2 separate regions of the Homo sapiens genome follow, and region 2 is linked to region 1. Evidence: chromatin contacts called from ENCODE Hi-C or POLR2A ChIA-PET data. All regions are on one chromosome and are shown on one strand. Each heading gives the region's core, a stretch centred on a gene start or an enhancer-like site at or near the end of the contact. The rest is flanking DNA. Distances are from core to core; before and after follow the strand shown.

Region 1 (5,381 bases), core at 1,021-3,520:
TCTATAGTACTCTCATTGTCTCCCTGCCTCCCACCCCACAAACCAACTTTATGCTCCTTTTAGGGTAAATTCTTGCCAATCTTTGTACTGAAATGCCTTCAGGAGTTACCTATTTAACTTACGTGAAGGAAAGTTTGATATATTTTGCAGCAGAATGCTTGAAAAATGTGTTTCTTGGACTTTTTCTTTCTTATTCACCAGCACTGAGTGTTCATGGCTGCTTCACGATTATAATGAGAAATTGCCAGCTATGTTGAAATACATAATCCACAGTGTGAAAAACTGCTGAACAGCAATGGCAAATTTTTAATACAAAAGTGACTTCCCTTTGCCTGTTAGCTTACTTTGCGGTTGCTGATTCTTGCTAACTGCCTGCTCAGGGAGTGAAAGTTAATTTTAACATTAGCCTAGAAACAGAACATAATCATTTAGGTGAAAACTTTAAAGCTAAATTTTTGTTTTATCTTTGGTTTTGAGTTTCCCATGAAAAATTCCCAGTGATATATCACTGCACTGGGTTATGTAGAATGTGTGAACATATATGTGAGCCAGATGTGACAACAGACACATGACAGTACATTTTAATTTCAGACATCAGATTGGCGTGTTTCCTTGTGCCTTCTGAGCATTAACTAAGGATTTTAAAGATAGAAACTTTTTAAAAGACACAGGCTCCATACCTGCTTTCCAAGCACTGGTGAGGCACCATGGATCTCTGGATCTCTTCCAGTTTTGAATACTAGAAAGAAAAGCCTCTGTCCTCAAATTATTTCCTCCCTACCCTCATTTTTTTTTTCTCTTGGAGGTCCTATAAGCTATAGCTTTGTATTGAAGAAATACTGGGGACCAGGAGCAGTTGGTATGTTAAATTATTTCTCTTGAGCTTTATGCATTTTGGTGGCTACTGTTGAAAACACAGTTTGGTCAGTGATGTCCACATACACATTACATATAATATGTATTACTAGAAAATGATATACACTTGCATGATATACCATGTGGTTGCAATCCATTAAGTGACTACTCTCTAGCAGTACCCAGAACAATAGATGGTGTGTCTGTGCTGACAGTCTGTTCATATCTTAATGGTTTACTTATGATTCAATAGTTTACCAATGGCAATGGTGCTGGATCACTGATATATTATTTGCTTGGCAAAGAGTACTTGAACCTCATTATTAGACTTAGGAACAGAATAAATACAAATAATCACTTTGCTAAGGCTGTTTTCCTAACTCCCAAGGAAGACAGAAAGGCATCAGTGACATAAGTGAAGGACACAGTTGACAACCACGTTATCTTCAGACATCTTTTGTTAAAGGTGAACAATTACTTAATACTGTGTTATGGCAGCACTCTATACGCCCCAAGTTTTATAAAGTAGAGTCAAGAGTGATCTGAGCTGGGAAACTCACGCAATTTTAGTTCTGCATGAAAGCACAGGCTCTCCCCACTGGGGAACTCTTTTGAGTAGGACAAAAAGCTGGACCTAGGACCCAGCCCAGGGCGTGAGAGAAAAGGAACCTGGGAGGCAAGAGCGGCCGGTCCGGAGCCGGGTCCTCCGCCAGCTCCGGGCGGGCGCTGCGCACAGAGCCCAAGCCCCCGGCGGAGGCGGCGCGGCTCGAGGCCCCTCCCCGCCGCCGATGCCCGGGCGGCTGACGCCGAGCAGCGGCCCGGAGCGGTGGGGGCCGGGCTGGCGGGCACGAGCGAGGGCAGGGCAGGGGGCCGGCCGAGGCCACTTACGGCTTTAAATATGGATCGCAGGCTCGCGCTCGCGGCACAGCCTCCGCCGCGGCCGCCTTCCGTGAGCCCCCGCACCCCGGCTTGCTCCCGAGGGGCGCCTGGGCTGGGCTCCACTGCTGCAGTGTTAGTTACTAGCAGGAACATCAGAGATCCCCATAAATATGCAGGAGCTGCAGGAGGCAAAGTAGAGTAGACGCCCGCGCTCTTACACACTCGCTCGCCGCGCACCACACAGGCTGTGTAGACATCCCCCCGCGCCACCTTTCCCCTTTCCTCGCGGGCCGTTCAGGTTGCAGTCCTGCCTGCTCCGAAGACCCTCCCGCCCCAGCGCCTTTGCCCCGCTCTCCCGCGCTCGCCTCTCTCCGGAGCGCGCACCCACCCAGGCGGCAAAGTTGTGACTACTTGGGCGCGGGTGACTGGCGCCCCGCTCGCTCCGCGCCCGGCGCAGACAACTTCCCGCGGCTCGGCCCCGCCGCGTCCCGGGCTCGCGCCTCCAGGGATTCCGCGGCCCCCCAGCCTCCAACCCCGGCGGCGCGCCGGGCAGCGCTTCGGTGGCGGCGGCGGCCGCGGTGGCAGCGAAGGCGGCGGCGGCGGCGGCAGTGGCAGTGGCCGCTGCAGCCCCACACTCCGCCGCCAAACTGGAGGAGCGACGGAAGCCAGACCCCAGGAGGTGAGCGCCCGGCCCCGGCAGCTGCCGGGAGGGTCGATGGGGTCCCTCGCTCCAAGGCGGAGGCGGGCGCGGGCCCGGGGGCCGATTCCGTAGGGCGCGCAGGCGGCCTCAGCGCGCTCCTGGGAGGGAGAGAGAGGTCAATTGCGGGCCGGGCATCCCCTGAGCTGGGCGCGGGCGGTGTGTGGAGGCTGCTTCCGCGGAAAAGTATTTTTTTTCCTTCTTAGGGTTTAGAGGAAGAGTTTGGGTGGTCTGCTTCTCCCTCACTGCTAAGTCCCCTGCGCGCAACTGGGCGTCTTTACGAGGACTGCGGGGCCAGTTCTGCGGCGGGCTGGGCTCGGGCTCAGTGACACGTGTGTTGCTGTGAGCCTGGGTGGTCGCCCTGTGACCAGGCACCTGCTTGAGAGGAACACATCCCTAAACCCATCACAGGGGGAGATTTGGGGACTCTTGGTGCTACCGAGGCCGCGGCCCCCACTTCACTGCCAGCTCCAGGACGGAGCATTTACATCTCTCCCTGGCACGCCAAAGGCGGGGGGTGAGTCAGGCAGATTCTCTGCAAGTGGCACACACACATTTATTTGCAATGGATTTGGCTAGGGGAGGCATAGGTTAAACTGGAATTTCTCTTGGCCAGCGACAACGGAGCTCTCCCTCAGGTACTGGGCAGCATGTGAGTCTTGGCAAAGAGAGGTGATTTCTTTTTTCTTAAGTGCATTTTACTCAGCCGTTGCCAGTCCGTTAATAAGTCACCAGAGGAAGGCAGGACCTGGGAACTACATCAGCAAACCGCAGCAAGCACCATAAAGACAAAAGTTCTTATAGAACAAAAAGAAAAACTTGAACTTGACGTGAAAGATGGAGGAAGCAGTTCTACCTCTCTTCTATCACTTTTTTCAGCGCCCTGTAAAACTGTTTTTTTCTATCCTTCCTTCCCTCTCAAGGCCCTACCTTCTCAGCATAATTGATCGCAGCAAGCTCTTTCCAACTTGACACTGAAGAGCAGCGACCCCTTTGGCTTACCCTCCCCATTTCTTTTCCTGGTTCGCTTCAGTGCCCTGGAAAGTTGCTCCTAATGAGAAATCAAGAACACTGGGCTGTACTAAACGCTCATTGTCTCAAATCCTGCAGCAGTTCCTTTCCTAAGAGACACTGTGTTGTACTGTATTTCTCTTTTTTCTTGTATCTTGGGACTTGGAGTTGTAATACTACCTGAATTAAATTAATTAAAGTGTACATTGCTCATTTGGGCTTTTTTTTTTCATTGTGATTTCAGTAGATTCGTCAATGCCATTAGAACAATATTCAGTAGCTTTTTATAGCCAATGTGATGTCTTTTGAAAACGTTTCTGACTACAGCTCTCTTTCTTGTGTCTTTCATATTAGCATGTAAATAATTTACATGGTCATTTTAGTACTTAGACTGAAGATATTAGTATAACTTCATTCAAAGGAAGTGTGCCTGTTTATTTTTCTATAACTTTTATAGCTGAGAAAAAACTTTTACTTTCATTTTAAAGTTAAAAGTACTGATAGGATTCTGGTCTTTGTGGTAGATCTTGAAATTGAATGATTTGTTTTAACTGTATCCCACACTGTCAAGTAAGATGACAGAGAAACTCTCATATATGTAGATGGAGACAGGAAAGCAGTACCACTACATTATGAGCTGTTGAGGCAGAGAACATTTGTAGGAGTGGGGGTGACAAGGACAAGATGGGATATTTTGATAGTCCCAGCCATGTTAAAAAAACTGAAAACTAAGAAACCCCCAACATTTTGGATTTAAGTGTACTTCAGAATGAGGGTTTTGGTGCCATTTGCTCTTTTGGGGTCATTTCTGGAGACTTAAAAACATACATTAGACACCTTACCCAATGAGATTGACAGAATGTACTCTCAGTTTAGATTAATGTATTTCTTTTAGTTCACGTAGTCAATATTAAATAATTTTAGATGTTTGAATGTTAGTACTATGATTTCAGTCTTCTAAATGATTAAGAGACATTTTGGATTTACAAAAATGTTGTGTGAAAGAAATAAAGGCAATCAGATTTAGAGGAATAATGCGATAGAAATCGGGTAACCTTTGGGACAACTTCCAGTAGGCCCTGATGGTAATCTCATTTTTCGCTGAGTGCTGGCAGGTACAGTTTTGAGGTTCTGATCCCTTGTTCCGATAACAAGAGTGATATCTGGCCATAGCTTACATCTTAAAGGAAAAGACAACACTTAAAGAAATGCACACTAGCTGGTGAATCATGTAAATAAACAGGATTCCTTGCCTGCCTCTGTGAGCGCTGTAGACCTCATATGAGGACTGCTATTGTTAGAGGAGAAGCGTCCTGAGAGACTCTGCTGGACTTAAGTGTGGCGAGATACATATCTGTTTCTTGGAGTTTCTTTGTGTTTATTTAAAATAATATGAATGAAATCTAAGACCAGAGTTGATAGATAAGATTGGGAGTGGAAAGAACAAACTGAGAAGAGGAAAATCTAATGATGATTAACATTTCTAAGTGTTTTTTTCTTGATTGCTAAATGAAGGAATCAGAATGCATGATTTGATGGGACAAAGGAAGCTATAAGCAGAACATGGATCTCAGTTGATGCTGTTTCCAAGGACAACCTGTGACTTATGAAATTTATGTATTTTTAGGGAGTCATTTAGCAAAATGGATAAAGAACATCCAGGAAGCTAGTAAGACTTTACAAAACTGGATCTTACTACTTTTACATAATGTAGGAATCTTAGAGGAAAGGAGGAATAAAGTTTTATTTGAGGTCAGCTAAGTTGTATTCCAAATACATTTTGCCTTTCTCCCAATATATAAACTCTTGATACGTTTGGGTCACAAAAATGGAAAATATGCTGCTGTTCTTCTGACATGAAGATGATCTTTTTATCCTCAGTAGTGCACAGCTTTGGTTATTTTTCCAGCAATAGGGATGGAGTCTCCTTTACTCAGTT
Region 2 (5,013 bases), core at 1,912-4,411, 480 kb before region 1:
AGTTGACCCAGATTGCTTTTCTGCTAAACCCATGCTCTTTAAATCTAACAAGAGATCCAAAACTGTGATGGTGGGTGACAGGTTAACAGGAAGGGTCTATGTGATTCAGCTGGAGGTTGCCCAGTGTTCACACCTCCTTATTACTTACTGAGTAATAAGTCAGTGGGCAGACACTGACCATTGACTGTCTTAGTGAAGCCATAGTTTGTGTGTTGGAGTGGTCTGCACTAATGTGCAGATGGATTGTCAGCTCATGGCAGAAGTGAGTCTTCCTATACAGAGGAGGCAAAGATAAGAATCTTCTCAAGGAGACTTTGCTTTTGTTTTCTGAGGAATCCTTCTACTTTGTACTTTAAACACCGCCTCTTTTTTTGTTTGCACCAAAAATGTTTTCTTTCTGTGTAATCTACATATTAAGCATGCTACTATAGAAAGAAGACTGTCATTTCTCTGTAACAGTTATGGTACAAGGTTTGATGTAGAGGAACTTTTCAACTATTGAACAGTATCAATTGTGGGAATTACCTGAATTTCAGTTGACTGGACTCCCTCATTGTTAAAGGTTATCTTTATGTTATTAATTATTGTAGAAAATAACAGTATTTTGTTACTCTTATCAGTTAATACTGTTGCTTAAGCATGATCAAGATCGGGACTAGAGGACTTAAAGCTAAAGTTTCATGAGCGTGATCTCAGTCTCTACCTTAGGATACTAGCAAATGTATGGTGTTTTTTTGTTTTTGAGACGGAGTCTCGCTCTGTCGCCCAGGCTGGAGTGCAGTGGCATGACCTCTGCTCACTGCAACCTCCGCCTCCCGATTTCAAACGATTCTCCTGCCTCAGCCTCCTGAGTAGCTGGGATTACAGGCACCTACCATTTTTAGTATTTTTAGTAGAGACGAGGTTTCACCATGTTGGCCAGGCTGTTATCGAACTCCTGACCTCAAATGATCCACTTACCTCAGCCTCCCAAAGTGCTGGGATTACAGGGGTGAGCCGCCGTGCCCAGGCGGTATGGTGTTTTTTGTTACCACGTAAGTTCTAATATTTCCTCATGGTCTTTATTTTTGAAATAGTTTATTGATGTGTATGTGTTCAGAAAAGTTACTGGGAATATATACGTGTCCCACTTCCTCTGCTTTTAAAGATTAGTCACTGAGAACATTTCATATTAGCAAAAAAAAAAAAATCACTATTACATGTTTTATTTAAATATAAAATTGATTCAAAATAGTTTTTTGTTTTGGACTGAGTTTTTGTTTTTACCTGTTACATTTATATGTGCTTTAGAACGTAAGCATACTTACAGAAAGGAACACTCTAGATATGAATAAAAAGTTCCTTGTTACCCTGCAGAGTCAATGGAATATTGCTTTCTGTAATGTATCTGGATATCAGAACTTTGATTCTCTTGACTACTCATTTAAGAAATTAGAGACCAGGCCAGGTGCTGGTGGCTCACACCTGTAATCCCAGCCCTTTGGGAGACTAAGGTGAAGGATCACTTGAGTCCAGAAGTTCAGGGCTGCAGTAAGCTGTGACTGCACCATTGCACTCCTGCCTGAGCAACAGAACGAAACCCTGTTTTTAAAAAAATAAAAATAAAATACATGAACACTTGAGACCAAACAGTTTTTGTTTTTTTATTTTGTGTTTTTGAGACAGTCTCACTCTGTGCTCAGGCTAGAGTGCAGCAGTACAATCTGGGCTGACTGCAACCTCTTCCTTCCAGGTTCAAGAGATTCTCCTGCCTCAGCCTCCCAAGTAGTTGGGATTACAGGTGCGCACCACCACCCCAGCTATTTTTTTTTTTGTATTTTAGTAGAGACCATGTTGGCCAGGCTGCTCTCGAACTAGACTCAAGTGATCCACCCTCCTCGGCCTCACAAGTGATGGGATTACAGGTGTAAGCCACCACACCTGGCCCCAAACAGTTTTTAAAAGACTTCTTAATTACGAGAATGGTACATGGACTCAACCTCAATGCCTAGTGAATATTACGATGACTGGCATCTGCCTCTTTAGCAACCCAATTTTTAACTCTCAGTAATGTATTTGCTAAAAGTATATAAAATATTATAGCTTTGAAAGACTGTGTATTAAGGTGGTATTATCTTTTTATTTTAGAAATCTTGAGTGTACTTAGAGGTTTTAAAAATTAAATTTTACATTTGAGTTCAGAAGCTCTGTTTTTAAATAACAGTGCTGAAGAATAGCAAAAATGTGTGAGACTGGAACGGTGGCTCAAGCCTGCAATCCCAGCACTTTGGGAGGCCTAGGCAGGAGTATCACTTGAGCCCAGGAATTGGAGACCAGCCTGTACATAAGCAGACTCTGTCTCTACAAAAAAAAAATTTTTTAAATTAAAAATAAGTTAGCTGGGTATGGTGGCACATGCCTCTGGTGCCAACTACTCAGGAGTCTGAGGTGGGAGGATGGCATGAGTCTGGGAAGTTGAGGATGCAGTGAGTCGTGATCACACCACTGTATTCCAGTCATGGTAATAGAGCGAGATGCTGTTTCAAAAAAAAGTTTGTAAATAGAAGGTAGCCTAAACTTTTCAGGGTTTGTCACATGAATTGTTTTGTTCCAAAATCTTGCAGGATATAATATCCATGAAATCAATCTGCTTCAATGCAGTGTGAAAGGAGACTTCTGATGTGCCTTGTTGAGGATTATGTCTCTTTCTGAGTCTTTGAGTGCTGGTAATCTGCTAGGTTTTTATACTTCTAACTTTAAATCTCATAAAACTCTCTGCCATGCCTTTTAAAATTTGATTTTATAAATGTACAAGTAATACATGAATCTATGCTCATTGTTTAAATGTTTCATAATACATAAGTACAGTTACAAAGTGAACTTTCCTCTTTGTGGACCTCCAGCACCCTCTCCCCGGTTCCTTATTGGAGGATGCCCACTTTTGAGTTTGGGGAGTTTTCATCCTGAACTTTTTCATGCATTTACAGACATGTATGTTTTTATATTTCGTGGTGGCTTTATCCTCTTGGTGTATGTATGACCTTCCATGCCAGTTTCTCAGCAACTACAATTTGTAAGGAGGATCTGCTTGCAGGCCATGGTGTAATACTTTTAATGCTTTCCTTTTCCATCCTGCCGTTAGAGATCGTCTTGTGAATGGACAGGATAGACAAAAGATGGCTTCCCTTTAGTGTTGGTTGGAAGAGTCACCCTGCTGTTTGCACAGTTAACAGCTTCTATTTAGTTATTCTTTTCTCCTTCCAACTCCCACAACTACGGCAAACATTGTTCAAGGCAATGCTATGCAAATAGCCCACATCCTTGCCCTTGTCTTTTCTCTCCCAGTTAAGGCAGTGTCCAAAAAAGTGTCCCACTCACCAAGTAGCAGCTTTCTGTATTTTTAAGTGCTGTTTTGAGATAGGAGGAAGGCTAGAAGAGGAATAGAAGAAAAAGAATCTTGAAAAGGACTGGCAGCGTTACTATGACTACCCACTACAAAGTTGAGTATACTTAACAGCGAGTGCCATGATTAAGCCCCGGATAGTGCAGAGAATGAGGTACCTAGAAGCCTTTGTCTCTGACAGATGCACTTGAAAAATCCATTGTATGGGGAAGGAGGTTCGAAATATACATGTAAACCCAGGAATTAGTGTTTAAGGGGAGAAAATTTATGCTTGCAGTTTCATTAACATATATACACACACAAGTATACAGATATGTATATATCATATATATTGCATGCATGCATGTATGTATGTGTAGATTGTATATGTGTTTGTGTAAAATATATATATTTTAGTTTTTCCTCTGTGGACATTTCTGTTATTGTCTCTCTTCTTTTTTAATTGTTTAGTAGTACTCTAGAAAACAGTAAAGGTCGGGTGCGGTGGCTCACGCCTGTAATCCCATCACTTTGGGAGGCCAAGGCAGGCGGATCACCTGAGGTCGGGAGTTCGAGACCAACCTGACCAACATGGAGAAACCCTGTCTCTACTAAAAATACAAAATTAGCTGGGCATGGTGACGCACACCTGTGATCCCAGCTACTCAGGAGTTTGAGGCAGGAGAATCACTTGAACCCGGGAGGTAGAGGTTGTGGTGAGCCGAGATTGCGCCATTGTACTCCAGCCTGGGCAACAAGAGTGAAACTCCATCTCAAAAAACAAAAAAAAAGAAAAAGAAAACAGTATACCTGGTCAGGAATTGAACACATGTTTTTTGTTTTATTTATTAAAATTTTTAATTTATATAAAGAGATATGTCAATGGGCCAGGCATGGTGGCTCATGCCTGTAATCCCAGCACTTTGGGAGGCCAAGGCAGGCGGATCACTTGAGGTCAGGAGTTCAAGACCAGCCTGGCCAACATGGTGAAACCCCGTCTCTACTAAAAATACAAAAAAATTAGCCAGGTATGGTAGTGCACGCCTGTAATCCCAGCTACTGGGGAAGCTGAGGCAGGAGAACCGCTTGAACCCAGGAGGCAGAGGTTACAGTGAGCCAAGATCCGCCACTACACTCCAGCCTGGGCCACAGAGCAAGACTCCGTCTGGAAAAAAAAAAAAAAAAAAAAAAAAAAAGAAGTATGTCAAAGAAGAGCCAAAGTGAAAATAAACAATTTTTTTAAAAAAGAGATGAGGTCTCACTGTGTTGCCCAGGCTGGTCTTGGACTCCTGGGCTCAGGTGATCCTCCTGCCTCGGCCTTCCAAAGTGCTGGGATTACAGGCATGAACCACCATGTCCGGCCTCAAGCACGTGTTAATCAGTTCACCTGCTGTATGCTTCTTTAAACTTTGAAAAGGCAAAAGTACTTTATTGTGTTTTGTAAACATAGAGGCGTCTGCCCAGGCTGGAACATATGAGGGAAATGGTCAAACTTTCAGAACCCCAAAAGATTGGGCATGGTTACCTTCATACTAGTAGTTTTGGAAACAGCAGAGTGATGTGTGACTTTTTAAAACACAGATTTTCGGTATTTTCAATGTAGATCAGTGTCCTCATTTACCATTCTGTGATTCATAAATCTGTTAGCCCTC

What was found. Hi-C counts contacts between places; a loop is a spot of excess contacts on that map. ChIA-PET counts read pairs that join two places held with the same protein, here RNA polymerase II (POLR2A). Pooled maps may share reads with other maps.
Region 2: a map of ascending aorta shows a loop between it and region 1 (4-fold over the local background). The contact joins the enhancer-like site here to the promoter of SLC4A4 in region 1. A Hi-C loop is called at or near these places in 1 of 168 maps with a recorded cell type or tissue (ascending aorta) and 10 of 50 pooled maps. POLR2A ChIA-PET finds 5 or more read pairs at or near these places in 2 of 52 experiments (A673 and activated naive CD4-positive, alpha-beta T cell).

Annotation. Positions count from the first base shown.
Region 1 is chr4:71,184,989-71,190,369 of GRCh38, forward strand. SLC4A4 (solute carrier family 4 member 4) reads left to right here and starts at 2,271. Exons shown (of 26, transcript NM_001098484.3): 1 at 2,271-2,413. LOC124900712 (a long non-coding RNA gene) reads right to left here and starts at 1,536. Exons shown (of 2, transcript XR_007058133.1): 1 at 1-1,536.
Region 2 is chr4:70,706,535-70,711,547 of GRCh38, forward strand. It overlaps a transcript of RUFY3 not described here. Among named protein-coding and RNA genes, the nearest start is that of RUFY3, 13 kb to the right of the region's middle. Within about 2 kb of position 3,162, at least 2 of the 41 ENCODE cell types and tissues checked have a DNase peak (open chromatin) inside an H3K27ac peak, as active enhancers do.